5 separate regions of the Homo sapiens genome follow, and all the other regions are linked to region 4. Evidence: chromatin contacts called from ENCODE Hi-C or POLR2A ChIA-PET data. All regions are on one chromosome and are shown on one strand. Each heading gives the region's core, a stretch centred on a gene start or an enhancer-like site at or near the end of the contact. The rest is flanking DNA. Distances are from core to core; before and after follow the strand shown.

Evidence for each region. Hi-C counts contacts between places; a loop is a spot of excess contacts on that map. ChIA-PET counts read pairs that join two places held with the same protein, here RNA polymerase II (POLR2A). Pooled maps may share reads with other maps.
Region 1: a map of naive thymus-derived CD4-positive, alpha-beta T cell shows a loop between it and region 4 (8-fold over the local background). The contact joins the enhancer-like site here to the promoter of WDSUB1 in region 4. A Hi-C loop is called at or near these places in 1 of 168 maps with a recorded cell type or tissue (naive thymus-derived CD4-positive, alpha-beta T cell), 1 of 37 single-sample maps with no recorded cell type and 6 of 50 pooled maps.
Region 2: a map of B cell shows a loop between it and region 4 (7-fold over the local background). The contact joins the enhancer-like site here to the promoter of WDSUB1 in region 4. A Hi-C loop is called at or near these places in 1 of 168 maps with a recorded cell type or tissue (B cell) and 6 of 50 pooled maps. POLR2A ChIA-PET finds 5 or more read pairs at or near these places in 1 of 52 experiments (OCI-LY7).
Region 3: a map of CD8-positive, alpha-beta T cell shows a loop between it and region 4 (10-fold over the local background). The contact joins the promoter of ACVR1 here to the promoter of WDSUB1 in region 4. A Hi-C loop is called at or near these places in 5 of 168 maps with a recorded cell type or tissue (B cell, CD8-positive, alpha-beta T cell, OCI-LY7 and 2 more) and 9 of 50 pooled maps.
Region 5: a pooled map shows a loop between it and region 4 (4-fold over the local background). The contact joins the enhancer-like site here to the promoter of WDSUB1 in region 4. A Hi-C loop is called at or near these places in 2 of 37 single-sample maps with no recorded cell type and 2 of 50 pooled maps.

The regions. Positions count from the first base shown.
Region 1 is chr2:161,076,336-161,079,035 of GRCh38, forward strand. No RefSeq gene overlaps it. Among named protein-coding and RNA genes, the nearest start is that of TANK-AS1, 83 kb to the right of the region's middle. Within about 2 kb of position 1,321, at least 11 of the 41 ENCODE cell types and tissues checked have a DNase peak (open chromatin) inside an H3K27ac peak, as active enhancers do.
Region 2 is chr2:160,402,039-160,404,738 of GRCh38, forward strand. The region is part of intron 1 of RBMS1 (RNA binding motif single stranded interacting protein 1); the gene reads right to left. Among named protein-coding and RNA genes, the nearest start is that of MIR4785, 4.5 kb to the right of the region's middle. Within about 2 kb of position 1,418, at least 8 of the 41 ENCODE cell types and tissues checked have a DNase peak (open chromatin) inside an H3K27ac peak, as active enhancers do.
Region 3 is chr2:157,874,833-157,877,604 of GRCh38, forward strand. It overlaps ACVR1 (activin A receptor type 1), which reads right to left and starts at 1,498. Exons shown (of 11, transcript NM_001111067.4): 1 at 964-1,498. LOC105373714 (a long non-coding RNA gene) reads left to right here and starts at 1,752. Exons shown (of 2, transcript XR_923518.3): 1 at 1,752-1,884. RefSeq lists silencers at 970-1,179, 1,270-1,319, 1,330-1,549, 1,610-1,849, 1,870-2,059 and an enhancer at 1,445-1,739.
Region 4 is chr2:159,285,369-159,288,068 of GRCh38, forward strand. It overlaps WDSUB1 (WD repeat, sterile alpha motif and U-box domain containing 1), which reads right to left and starts at 1,335. Exons shown (of 11, transcript NM_001128212.3): 1 at 1,215-1,335. RefSeq lists silencers at 1,169-1,608, 1,295-1,464.
Region 5 is chr2:161,102,965-161,105,664 of GRCh38, forward strand. All of the region lies in intron 2 of TANK-AS1 (TANK antisense RNA 1), which reads right to left. Among named protein-coding and RNA genes, the nearest start is that of TANK-AS1, 56 kb to the right of the region's middle. RefSeq lists a silencer at 1,501-1,570. Within about 2 kb of position 1,352, at least 2 of the 41 ENCODE cell types and tissues checked have a DNase peak (open chromatin) inside an H3K27ac peak, as active enhancers do.

The sequences.
Region 1 (2,700 bases), core at 71-2,570, 1.8 Mb after region 4:
GAGACACAAAGGTTACACAACTTGCCTCAGGTCACAGAGCTGGGAAGCAGTGGAGCTGGTAGGACAGAAATTAGTCAATGATTCTTTTATTCCGTGACTTCTTCCTTCTTCAGGTCTTACTTTTGATTTGCTTTTTGATTAAAGATTTTCTCAAAACAGTGCTAACACATTTAACAATGTGTTAAAACTGCTTGGGTTCTAATCCTGACTCTACCACTTGCCAACTGGGTATCCTTAGAAGTCACACTCTGTAAAGCAGAAACGGTCATAGTACCAATCTCATAGTGTTAATGTGAGAAATAAATCATGTAATAATGTACAGCATTTTTAATATTAGGTGCCATGTAAATGTTTGCTTTTGTTATTGTTCTGTTATTATGTATGGTTTATTTTCTAAGCTGCCCAATATGGAAAAAATCGTGACTTTCTTAGAGCTCTGTTGTGTGGTAGTTGAGTTAAAATATGAAAGACACTTAAAACAATGCCAGGCCAGGCGTGGTCGTTCCTGCCTGTAATCCCAGCACTTTAGGAGGCTGAGGCGATCACCTGAAGTCAGGAGTTTGAGTCCAGCCTGGGCAACATGGCAAAATCCCATCTCTACTAAAAATACAAAAATTAGCTGGGCATGGTGGCAGCCGTCTGTAATCCCAGGTACTCGGGAGGCTGAGGCAGGAGAGTCGCTTTAACTCGGGAGGCAGAGGTTGCAGTGAGCCAAGATCGCGCCACTACACTCCAGCCTGGGTGACAGAGCTCCATCTCAAAACAAACAAACAAACTTTGTATGTCCGTGTGTCAGTGGGGCTCATTCCAACATTTTGCCCCAGCACACTGAGGCGTGAGGCACGCTTCCAGAAGTAGCAGGGGCTACTGGGATATTTTGAGAGTATTTAAATAGTGAGCAGAAGGAACAGATAAGGGGAGAAAGTAGAGAATTAAACATGAGAGAGAACAAAAGAACAATGAAAAGTGTGAGGCCTTGGAAGAACTGTGAGAAATGGAATTCAAAGGGTTATTAAGGAATTAACCTCAGGAAGGAAAAGGAGCACATATTCGTGTGTAATACAGGGTAACAAAGAATGACTAGTGAGAATGAAGATGTTTACAGATTAGTTGGCAGAACTGGGGGAAATTTCTCTCTGGTGACCTCAATTTTCCCTATAAAATAGGAAGTGAAGTCATCTGTTGGACATAGTGAGAGCCAAATTTTGAAGAGAGAATAGAGGAAGTTTGAAATAGTAGCTGCAGAGAAGGGAAGAGATAATGGGACAGGCTTGAAGACCTAAATGACTTTACAATGGTTCAGAACACATGATGTGGCTGTGCGGTTTCCTTTAACACTGCTCAGAAATACTGTATGAGTTCAGGGAAAACAGCTGGGTTGGGGTTTTGCGAGGCTGTCACTATGGAAGGAAATACAGGTTTAAAGATACTGACAAAACAAAGGATGAAGTGATAAACCACAATGTCTAGATTCAGTTGACAAGGAAGATGACGGGGGAGTTGGGAGCAAGAAGTGGGGTTTATTTGGGGACACAGGTGACATTGAAGGATTGGGTGGCAGTAGCCAAATGTGAAGGTCACAAGGCAGTATAACTATGGTCAGAGATTTCCCAACAGTACAGATTTGAATGTAATATTTCAGAAGGTTCTGGATCATGACAGCATCAGGGTGCTGCCCTGGGAGGAGGGGCTGAAGAGAAACACAGTAAAAGTCCCTAGAGATGAGAAAATAAAGAAACTGAGAGGCCAAGCAATTGGATGGTATATTAGTTTGCTAGGGCTTCCCAAGTGCCACAGACTGGGTGGCTTAAACCACAGAAATTCATTTCCTCACAGTTGTGGAGGCTGGCACTCTGAGATCAAGGCGTGAGCAAGGTCTTTCTTCAGAGGCTTGTCTTGGCTTGTCGGTAGCCGTATTCTCCCTGTGCCTTTAAGTGTTCTTTCTTCTCTGTCTGTGAACTAATCTTCCCTTACAAGGACATGGGTCATATTGGATTGAGACCAATCTCCAAAGACTTCATTTAACCTTCATTAACTCTTTAAAGACCCCATTTCCAAATATAGTCATATCCTGGGGCAATAGAACTTAGGACTTCAACATATGAATGGGGATGGAGCTGAAAACACAATTTAGCCCACAACAGAATGGTCATTCAGGAAGAGACAGAGGGCACCCAGAATGGTGGTAAAATGGGTAGAGATGATGAGGGGAAATGAGGTACCCAACTCTTCAGTGTTTAAGGTGGCTAATTAGCTTGTTGCTGTTTCATAGAGTTTGTGTATTCCTCCATATTATTTAGGATTCCAAGCCATTTTTTTGTGCAGTATTTTTTTCATAGACCCATAACCCATGTCAGTTTTTTTGTTGTAGTGTCAATTTTTGTCTTTTACCAAAGACAGGGATTGTGGCTTGTACAACCCTATCCATTCAGCTAAGTGTGAGCCCCTCATTGACTGTGTAGCTGGAAATCTGGCTAAAATGACAAGTACCTGGACAAACATTCGTCATATATGACAGCATAAGACTAACAGAGAATCCACTCTCACTCCACCCCACTCTCACTCCATGGCTAGATTCTCTGACACACTGAACATAGAGCATAAAACAAAGCCTCAACCTACAATGCACACACATACTCCTAGAACTCTTAGAACTTTCCCATTTTCTACCCTTGTCATAATAAAAATGCCTACCATTTA
Region 2 (2,700 bases), core at 168-2,667, 1.1 Mb after region 4:
CGACTGTGTCAAGGTCTCCCTAGACCACACAGAAGTCTCCTAGGACCACCCGCTGTTGCTTGCTCTGTGGGGACATTAATAATAGCACCTTAGAAGGATTAACAACTACCCTGTGAAGTGGGCACTATTATCTTTACTTAGCAGAAACTCAGACTTAGGGAGGTTAAGTGAAAAAGCATGCAAATGGTAGAGCCACAACTTAAGCCATAGTCTTTCAATTAGGTAGAGTGCAGGCGGAAGCATGGACCAAATGGTTCAAGGAGGTAAAATGTGAAACGTGCGTTATCAGGGCCTAAGGAATATGCTAAGGGGCAAACTTTTCAGTGGAAAAAGTAATAGTATGTCTTATTATCATGATTTTTTTTATAATGAGTTTTAAAAAGCGAATTGGATTTCCCTGAGAGAGGGCTGCTAGATTTAGCAAATTCAAAAATGCAGTGTGATGAAAATCTGGGACATACTTATACTAAAAAATTATTCACTGTTTATCTGAAATTCAAATTTAACTCAGTGTCTAGTATGTCATCTGTGAAAGCCTTTATAAAACAAACAAAAAAACACTAATACATTCAAGAGCTACAATTCCCACATCTGAAATCTGGACACTGTGGGCCACATGTCTTTGGGAGGCCAAGTAAAGGGAAGTGTAGTGAGGCCACAGCTGTTCTTGACGGGCTTTCTTTTTCCTAGTAGCAGACACAGCCCTTGACTCCAGGGACCTAGCTTTCACCATGTAGGCCACTTAAGATGTCACTGCCTCAAAACTCCAGACCTTCTCTATATGGATGCTATGAAGATTAAATATGACTGAGGTTTATACATCCTTAAAATATTTATTTATTGGGTGAGTACTTTATAAATATATTCTCAGAAACCTGGATCAGATAGACTCTTACCCTCCTAAGAAAGGTCTCAAAAATAAAAGTACTAATATATGGTGAGCCCAGTTGACAGTAATCTCTAAAAATAAGGAAAAGTAAAAAACTAGAAGTATGTTCAAAACCTGAAGTGAACTATGGAACATGTAATGAGATGCCAAAACGGTCCCTAGTAGAAAAAGTGGACAATCACGATGAATTGTACAGTTTTCAAATGGCTATGTATGGGTAGATTTTAAAATATCATCATCATGACTCATAGATCCTACCTGACCACAAATACACAGAGATAACATAACATAAAAATGGGCCAATACCTTACTTATACATACCAATTTACCTTTCTGCTACTCTCCACTAAACCTCCAATCTCTGTAGCTTGAAGACGTTTACTTTCTTTAAAACAACAACAAATTGGGACTGTTTCAGGCAGTGTTCATTTAAATATCTTCTATGCACAAGTTTAATCTTCAAACTTTAACAAAACCCAATCTACTAAACACAAATTGCTGTGAACAGAAACTGCCTGAAGAGGATTAATCAACAGCTTTGTATGTCATCCTCTAAACAAGGCCAAACACTGAATCACTGTTGAATTCCTCACGTGCAGCTACACCCAGTTAATCTTGAAGAAGGCAGTAAACTATGTAAATCTACTTAAACTGGGAAGATAAGTACTTCCCTCATCAAAAGTTAGCAACATTTAACAAGTACAACTATTGGAGGGCAAGACCATTAAACACACACAGATATAAACACACACATACACACATGCAGAAAAATTTTGCATTCACTCCCCTACCTCCAAAACCCTACTGGAAACCACTAGGACAACATACTGCTTAGCAAAAAAGGCCTTCCTACATGCCACGATGTGCAGAAACCAAAGTATGGTTGGTTTGTAACTTAGCTACCTCAAGAAAGCAGTTCCAAAATGGAAGGAAACAGGAAGAGGAGTAGCTAATAAAAGAATTCAAGAAACAACACAAAGGAAAAATGAAAATACCAATTTTCTATATCTAAAAGCCTTTGAGTATAAATCACTTTTTTTGTTTCAAAACACACTAAAATATTTTCATAGCTACAAAAGTCCTGATAAATGGTTTCATTTTGGTTTTTGGGGTGCTCTTTTCATACGATCAGATTGGATTTGCTTAATGAACACCATATACTTCAAAGTCACAGTCAACAGTAATAGAACGTACACATTTGTCCACTGAGACTTGAACCAATCATCTTTATTTAGATACTGCCTACTCGGTTATCACTCCATTCAAAAGCTTCTCACTTTGACTTGAGCTGAGCAGGTGTATTTCTAATGTGCTCACAGGCCTGTGAGGCAGGAAAATCCTGTTGATCCCAGATGATGCCAGAGATCAGTACTCCCTGATGCCCTAGCTACACTACGTGGGGGCAGGTGAGAGATGAGTACCAACCACCGCTGCTTTAACTGAAACTAGCTCACTCCTACACAGTCGACCCTCCGTATAAAGAGGTTCTGCATCCGCCTACTGTGGATTAAAAATATTTCAGGGAAAAGCAATAAAAATAGCAATAAAACAATTTGAAAATAATACAGTATAACAATTATTTACATAGCATCTACATAGTATCAGGTATTATAAGTAATCTAGAGATTAAAGAATACGAGAAGATGTACATAGGTTATATACAAATACTACGCAATTTTATATCAGGACCTTGAGCCATCCTGGAACCAATCTTCCTCGGATGCTGAGAGATGACTGTATATGTAAAATGTAGAAAGCTTTAAGAGTTGTACAATCATTCAGTACAGCCACATTTTTATATCAATGCTGCT
Region 3 (2,772 bases), core at 248-2,747, 1.4 Mb before region 4:
CCCAATAAAATTGACAAGTCCATTGTATTACCTTGCTGCCTCTCTCCAAAAGCCAAATTCATGACAACTTTTTAACCAAGACTTTTCTTCTGTTACTAAGTGGAACGTTTTCTTCTCTAAGTAGCTTTTCTCCCATGCAAGCAGCGTTCAAATCTCCAGGGGAAAGGAGGGGTGGGGAGGGGGTGGGAGACTATCTGGCACAAACTGGACAGAGCCGAGCCAGTCTAGAACCCGACGGAAGTTACTGAATCCAGCGGCCCCAGAGGCCCACATCTCTTCTTAGTGCGCCCGAGGTTCTAGCCTCACTGTTTTGGTTACAGTGTTGAAGGAAGGGTTTTAAACTTGGCAAAGTACCGTGCAACATCTGTAACCACATTTGCCTTCTGGGGATCGGAAGATGAATCCCACATTCCTGGCTTTGAAGCTTTTTGAAACTGCAGCTAGGAAGAACCGAGGGAGGGAGGGAGTTGAGCAGAGTTTATTGGCTGTCTCTCCAGCAGAAAATTCCTCTTGGAAGAGATGGATATTTTGAGGGTGGGGGAAATTCGCCTATCTATCTCCTTACTCTCTACAAGCTCAGCTAGGAAGGTAAGCCCCGTGGCCCCGCGGCCAGATCGATTTACAAGTCAGAGTCGCACACCCTGAAGGAGTTCACAACACACACACACACACACACGCACTCACACACACCCCAATACAAACCTGAGACCCCCGCTCCACGCCTCTGCCCCCCCACCCCCCATATCCCACCAGCAGTTCAGGCCCAAAGCAAGACAGTTTTGTTCCGCGGCTGCTTCCCCCACGGAGAGGGGATCAAGCTTGGGGGAGAAAGGAATGAAAGCGAGGGGGAGGCACCGCAGACGCCCACCCTGCCACCCCCGATCCCTGCCTCTTCTCCCGCTAGGCTACCTCCTCCCTCAGTCCTCCCGGCTCCAGCAGGCGCGGCCGGCGACCTGCGCTCACCTCGGGTCCCGCCGCGGCCGGGGGCTGAGCCGGGGGAGGCGGAGTGCGAGGCAGCCGGGCGCTGCAGGTCGGCGCGGCGCGGGGCGGCGCGGGGCGGGGCGGGGCGGTGCAGCCGGCGAGGGAGCCCGGAACTCTGCGGGGCCGGGAGCCGGGGGCCGAGGGCCGGCCCAGAGCGGCGGCGGCTGCGGTGGCTGCAGCGGAGCGGTGCGTGGGGCCGGGAGCTTCCCGGCCCTGGGGCCGGCGCGGCTGGCCGAGGAGCAGGCTGGCAGCGGCAGCGGCGGCAGCGGCAGCCACCCGGGGGAAAGAGCCGGGGGAGGGCGGGGAGGCGGGGTGAAGAGGAGGAGGAAGGGGAGGAGGGCGGGCAGAATAAACTTCCCGAGGCGCAGAGGCTCGGGCTGGGAGCACGACCGCGGGCGGGGCGGGCGGACCAGCTGGGCTTGCCCCCGGGGGCGGCGGGGGAGACCGTCACAGAGAGTAGAAAAGTTCCCCCTGCGCCGAGGGGGAGGCTGCGGCGGCGGCGGCGGCTGCAAAGAGCAGGAGCCGGAGCGGGAGGAGCGGGAGGAGGAGGAGGAGGAAGTGGCTGCGGAGCGCTCGGCCAATGAGTGTCTGGAGCTGTGATTAACCAGGCAGCAACACATCATTTCCTCCCGGCGCGGATCCAGGGAGCCGGGAGGGGAGAGAGGAGGCGGCGGGGCGGGGCCGTCCCCGCGCCCCCTGCAGGCGCCCGGCCGAGGGCGAGCCCGCCGAGCCCCGCCGAGCCTGACCGCGCCGCCCCCGGCGCGCCTGGCGCTGTCTGGCCGGTCGCTTGGCCCGGGTGGAAGCTATGAGCGCGCCGCCAGCGGGGCTCCTCGGAGGCGGCGGGGCAGGCCCGAGCTGGGCTCCTGTGGCCGGGGTGGGAGGAGAAGAGGCCGCGCGGCACGGGTGAGTGCCCAGGTAGGCGCGGGCGGGGCCGTCTGGACAGCTCCCGAGGGCGCGCGGGGCAGGCGGGCGGACGGGCGGGCATCCCGGGCCCGGCGACTGCGGGCGGCCACCTACTCGAGCCCTGCATGTCAGACTTGGGCTGGATTCTCAGAGAGAAGCCTTAGCATTCTCATCCAGGCCATCTCTGACCTGCCTTCAGATCCCCTTCCACTTTGCTCATTTCCTTGCAAGGTCTAGGGTTATGACAGAGCTTGCCATGTTCGCCTTTGGCTTCCTTAGTAACAGAAATAAGCATGGAGGGGCTTCTGCAGTGATCTAGCCCTGTCCTAGGCGCCATGGGAGCTTACAGTGGAAATGCAGGAACATTCTCCGCTGCAGAGAGTCTGATAACCTCGGTCCTTAGATACACAAAAACACCCCAGTGTGCTAATATTACCCAGAGCATCAAAAAGGCATGCAAGGATCAAATTTTGCATGGTTCCTGCTGAGTGTAAAGGAAAGCACTAAGCCATTTTCTCTGCCCTCTAGAAGCTTATAATGTACAGTCCTATCACAAAGCAGAATAAAAACATGAAACCTATAAATGGGAATGCCATAAAGTATTTTTATCTCTACAGGTTCATTCATGCAGAGGGCATTTATTGGGTGACTGCAGTACTGCAAAAGGTTGCAAAGGAAATGGAAGATCTGGTCCCTGCAGGTTGGGAGTTTACAATCTAATTAGAAATACAAGGCATATATACGTGAAAAAACTAGAATCCCCAGCTGTAAGCAAAAGGATGGAGTAGGTGGGAGCATTTTTTTCATAAAGAGAGCTTTGTACCTGTATGATTGGTGAGGAGCAGGAGAGGCAAGTTCAGTACCAATCAAGGCAAGAGCACCTATATG
Region 4 (2,700 bases), core at 85-2,584:
ATAATCCTTTGTCCTAGTCTTATTTACGGAAACACCTCTACCAAAGAAAAAAAAAGTCTGGGCGCGATGGTGCACACCTGTAGTCCCAGCATTTTGGGAGGCCGAGATGGGTGGAACACTTGAGCCCAAGAGTTTAAGACCAGTCTGGGCAACAAGGCAAGACCCCATCTCTCTAAAAATAAAAATAATTAGCTGGGTGTGGTGGCGAGCACCTGTAGTCCCAGCTACTCGAGAAGCTGAGGCGGGAGCATCACTTGAGCCCCGGAGGTGACGCCGGCGGTGAGCTGTGATTGCACCACTGCACTCTAGCCTGGGCAACAGAGCAGGACCCCATCAATCAATCAAACAAATATTAAGGCATAAGGAGCATGCCTTTCCCTATCTTCATCTTATCCTTTTAGGATAAGTTCAGCTTCTTTTCTTCGAACATAAACTCCAATAAAGCCTAAAAACCAAACACGAAAATTTCTGGTAGACTATCCCTGTACTGCTGTCTTGAAAACAATCAAGACCAGGTGGTGCTTTCTGGAGAGCTCGCAAATCCCAGCTGTGCAAGTGCGCACAGGTGATTTTCCAAACAAACTCCGGCTCCCAGCCCTCTGCCGCACTCAGCTCCCTTTGCAAGTTCCAGGGCATTCAGTGGGAAGTACCGAGGCCACCGTCAGCTGAACAGTTTGTTTTGAAAAAGCTCTCAGGCCTACCCAGGACCTGCCTTGGGGTAGGGGGGGCGGTGTGGGCGTTCCCTCGGGCCTCGGCTGTCACGCGAACAGTAAATTCCCGGGCACACCAGGTCAGTTGGCCAGCGTAAACACATGAATCCCATCTCATTCAAAGCAAACCCGAAAGGTGTCCAGCGCTCCCAAAATAAAGTCCGCCACTTACACCCCCCATGCACGAAAGACCAGGAATGTGCCCCCCTCTATGAGCGGCCGGGCCTCTGTGGACTGAGCGACCCCAGGCAAGAGGGAGGCCTGGGAGGCAGGGAGCTCACCCGCAAGGGGCTTCCTTCCACCCGACGCCGACACGCCCGCCCTAGCCCCGGGCCAAGGGTGCACGAACCACGCCTCGCCGCACTCAAGGTCCCGGTTGGGCCCTGCTGCGCGGTTAGAACCGGGAAATGGAGGGCTCAGACGCCCCGCGCGAGCAGGCCCAGCCGCGCTTCCCCACCTGCCGCCACCGCCGCTGAGCCGGCCCGTGGGCGCGGCCGCTCTCACCTGCAGGAGCGGGGGCGCGCGGGATCCGCCTTCAAGGTGCCCACGGGCGGTGCGGGTCACGTGCCGCGCAGGTGAGGCTGGCGGGGCGGGCGCCGGCGGAGACCCAGAGCAGAGGGAACAGGCCCCGCCCCCGAACGCCCGCGGGGACCCAGAGCGGAGGGAACAGGCCCCGCCCCCCGAACGCCCGCTGTGACCCAGAGCGGAGGGAGTAGGCCCCGCCCCGCGAAAGCCTGTGGAGACCCAGGGCGGAGGGAACAGGCCCCGCCCCCGGGACCGGCCCCTGAGGCGGCGCATGCGCGCTCTTCCGCCCGGACTGCGAGTTCCTCCCCAGCTTCTGGCTCCTAGGGTCAAGGCGATTTCAGGCTTGGAAAGGGACTTCCGTCGCAAATCTTTCTGTTTTTGCTAAAGCTGCGGTCGCAAGGCCTAGTGATCGCCTGAAACGTCGTTTTAAAGGGGCGTTGCATGGAATGTTCGGCCATCCCTGCTGAAAGTTTTTACCTCTTTCTCCAGTTCTCCACCCTGCACTGTGTACTCCGAGGCCGGTCTCCCAGATTGGCCTTCTCTATTTCGGCCACCCTGGGCGGTCCGTGACTTGGCGTCTTCTGCCCTCGCCTCCTCATTCGGGTTCCCCTAGGGGTCTCTCCCGGGCAGGCTGCCTGCCCCGGGCCCCAGCCCTGCCGTTGGGTGGGTATCCTGAGCTCACTGGAACCCCGGGCGCCTTTTCTTCAGCCTTTCCCAGTGCGTCCCACTGGCTCACGGTAGACTGGTTTCCACGTGTCATTGACTACAAAGTGGCCCTGCCAGTGCTTTTTGAGATAAAAATTATCCAGAAAAAAAAAAGTTCCTGAGCAAATTACCACTTGTTAACTAAATGCACAACATAGTGTGGGACTATGTTCAGATGAAAATCAAAGATACAGAGAGCTTTTATTTTTAATCCATGAGGAAACATTAAAAATATATCAGCCTGTGGAGACCGAAGTTACATTTGAAGAGTAATGACCTAAAATGCTCACATTTAAAGATGAAATTGAGACCGTGGGAAACTATTTGCAATGAAAAAGATTAAGGGGAAAGGGAAGATTAAAAATTAGGATTTTGTGAAGTTCTTGTTAATTTTTTAAAATTAGCGGAGTGCATCATGATTGAGACTTTGAACACCAAATTCCATTCCAAAGTATTGCCAAAACAGTATTTTTCTAAAAACAAGTTTTTGATTGTATAAATAATAGAGCTCTCTGTAGGAAACACAGAATATATAACAGGAAAATAAATAGTCAATAATTACACCCCTCAGAGATCACCCACTCAGAGATAACATTTTCTCTCAGTCTTTCAGAAAAACTAATTTTACAAAAAGTCCTGGAAACTGCCTTTTTAAACAAACTTGTGTCATGAGCTGTTCCCATGTCTAAAATTTCATTAGCTTTTTTTTCTACATAATGGTCTACATATAAACATACCATAAATTATTTAACATTTTCCC
Region 5 (2,700 bases), core at 102-2,601, 1.8 Mb after region 4:
AAAGCAGTGAAGCCAGATGTCAAAATATGTATTTAGTGACTCATAAAATTTCATTGCCCCAGAGTGAAAAAAAGAAATATCACAGTTAGGCAACATTTTCAGCAGATGCCCCTAAAATACTTCTAACTTTAAAATAGTTCTTCAAATCTTCTTGAAGTGCTTCCTATTCATTTATAGTTCTCTTATTTTATTGATGTCTTTCTTACCACTGTCCTACAGGATTAGGAGTGAATCCAGGAGCAGAAGAAATTGAGAAAAACTGAATGTCAGGTTCACTATGCCCTGCTTAGCCTCATCCAACTCAAACTTGCTATCCATGTAGTCAGATGGGGTAAGCTGGGGGATAAAATGAGAAATAGAAATGGATCCATTTTAATCATATTCCTCTCCTCTACCTTTGTGAAAAGCAGTCTACAAGATACCCCTCTTACATTTAATGTTTTAACATTATTTTTAAAATCTCAAAAGGAAAATAACACTGAGTATTTCACACAGGAGAAACTGAAGAAAACTCCAGGCATGAAGACTTTATACTCAAGTAAAAGAGGAGAACAAAGGCCAAATCTGTCCACAGTGACATTTTGTTAGCTGGCGTGCCTTTCAACAGAGTTTCATTCTCCAGTTTGCCACAATCCCCATCACTACTTATATTGTATAAGCCGCTTCACACTTCACATTCACCTTACCTATTAGTTCCTGTATGCATTGCAGACTTTGACCCCTGCAAGTGAAGATTTATCTTCATCTACTTTTACACACTCAGCTTTGGCAGAGGTCTTTAAAGTCCATCTTCTAGAACAACCGTCCATTTGATAATTAGATTCTCTAATACATTTCTGGCTAGCTTTTTGCACGTCAGAAACACCAGAAGAACTAAAAATAATAATAAAATAAAAAAATAAAAAAAAATGCCTGAGCCCCATCCCTGACCTACTGAATTAAAATATTGAAGGATGCAGGGGGAGGGGGTTGGGGAGAGTTCTAAGTATCTATGCAGGTGAATCTGATGAGCAGCTAGGGGTTACAAACTATTTATTATATCTAATCATGAAGAACTCACAGTTTTTAGATAACAATGTAAGAAAGTTCTTTCCTCAGGCAAGTCTTAGTGCTCAGACTAGAGATAGAGAAGAGTTACCTGCCTCTCAGCCCTGGGGTGGTTTGACAGTATATCAGAGAGCCTTGTCAAAACTCAGAGGGGTTTGTTATAGAAACGAGCCTTCACTTCTTTCACTGCCTGCCATATGTTTCATTCCCTGCTGGCTCGATTCTGAGAACATTTTCCATATCTATGTCCATGTGAAAGCTAAAGCTACCTATTCGGGTGTTGCAGCTGTCACCAACAATATCCTGGTGATGGGATGAAATAGATTTTGCTTCAGAAACTATGAAAAGAAAGTCGGTGTGCAGAAATGACACATTATGAAACGATGAAGTATAACATCTGGCTCAGAAGTGAGTCAGACAGGTGCCATTAATGAGACAAACAGGAAGCTTCTTTATTAAAAGCAAAGTTAAATTTTGAGGCTATTTTGGACTCTCTCTATATACAGGTCTATTAACCAATTCAGTTGAAATAGCTTTACAGTGGATTTGACCAGATGTTTGGCTGCATTAGCTGAAATCACTGGTTATTATAATATAGCAAAGATTCATCCCACATAATTGCCCACAGGAATTTAATAGCCATAGGTTAAAAAATACATCATTATCGGGCCGGGCGCAGTGGCTCATGCCTGTAATCCCAGCACTTTGGGAGGCCGAGACGGGTGGATCATGAGGTCAGGAGTTCAAGACCAGCCTGGCCAAGATGCTGAAACCCCATCTCTACTAAAAATACAAAAATTAGCTGGTCATGGTGGCACACACCTGTAATCCCAGCTACTCGGGAGGCTGAGGCAGAAGAATCACTTGCACCCGGGAGGCAGAGGTTGAAGTGAGTCAAGATCATGCCACTGCACTCCAGCCTGGGCGACAGAGCAAGACTCTGTCTCAAAAAAAAATCATTATTATACCAGGTCAAAATTGTACAACAGTTTACACCTTTCAAAGCACTCGCTCACAAATAATCTCATGGAAACTTTAAAGAAACCCTTTTGTCAGGTGATAATAAACCCATATAACAAATGAAGAAACAGAGACTCCTGTCCCATGACTTGCCCAAACTTATTCAAGTAGGATCACAGCTGCACAGACCCCACATTCTCCAAACCTAAGGTCAAGGCTCAAGCTCTGAGGATCTTCAGGATTTTAAACTACAAGAGGAAGCTTTAAGAAACAAACAAACAGAAACCTTAACCAATATAAACCTAACCACGATTCTGGAAAACCAGGGGCTGAACAGGAAGAAATGTAGGAAAGAAAAATGTGAGAAACATCTAGCCCTGGATGCCAAGGCTGCAGACTTGCTAGTTTTCAGACTGAATCCTAACATACTGCTGGTACATACACATCTGCAAGCTATTCCCAGGCCCATCAACAGCTCCCTATCAAAGTCACAGGTGTAGGGTAGAAAACAGCAGAATGAAACCACCTTATGGTTGTGCAGCACTTTAATCATCTACACAAAAGAGATAAGACACATTTCCCTGCCACATAAATATTGGCTAAGGAACACTGAGGCACAGGAATATTTTGAGAAGGAACATATGAAATGTAGCTGAAAGGGCTTTCTGAACATCAGCCCCCACGGTGCTTCCT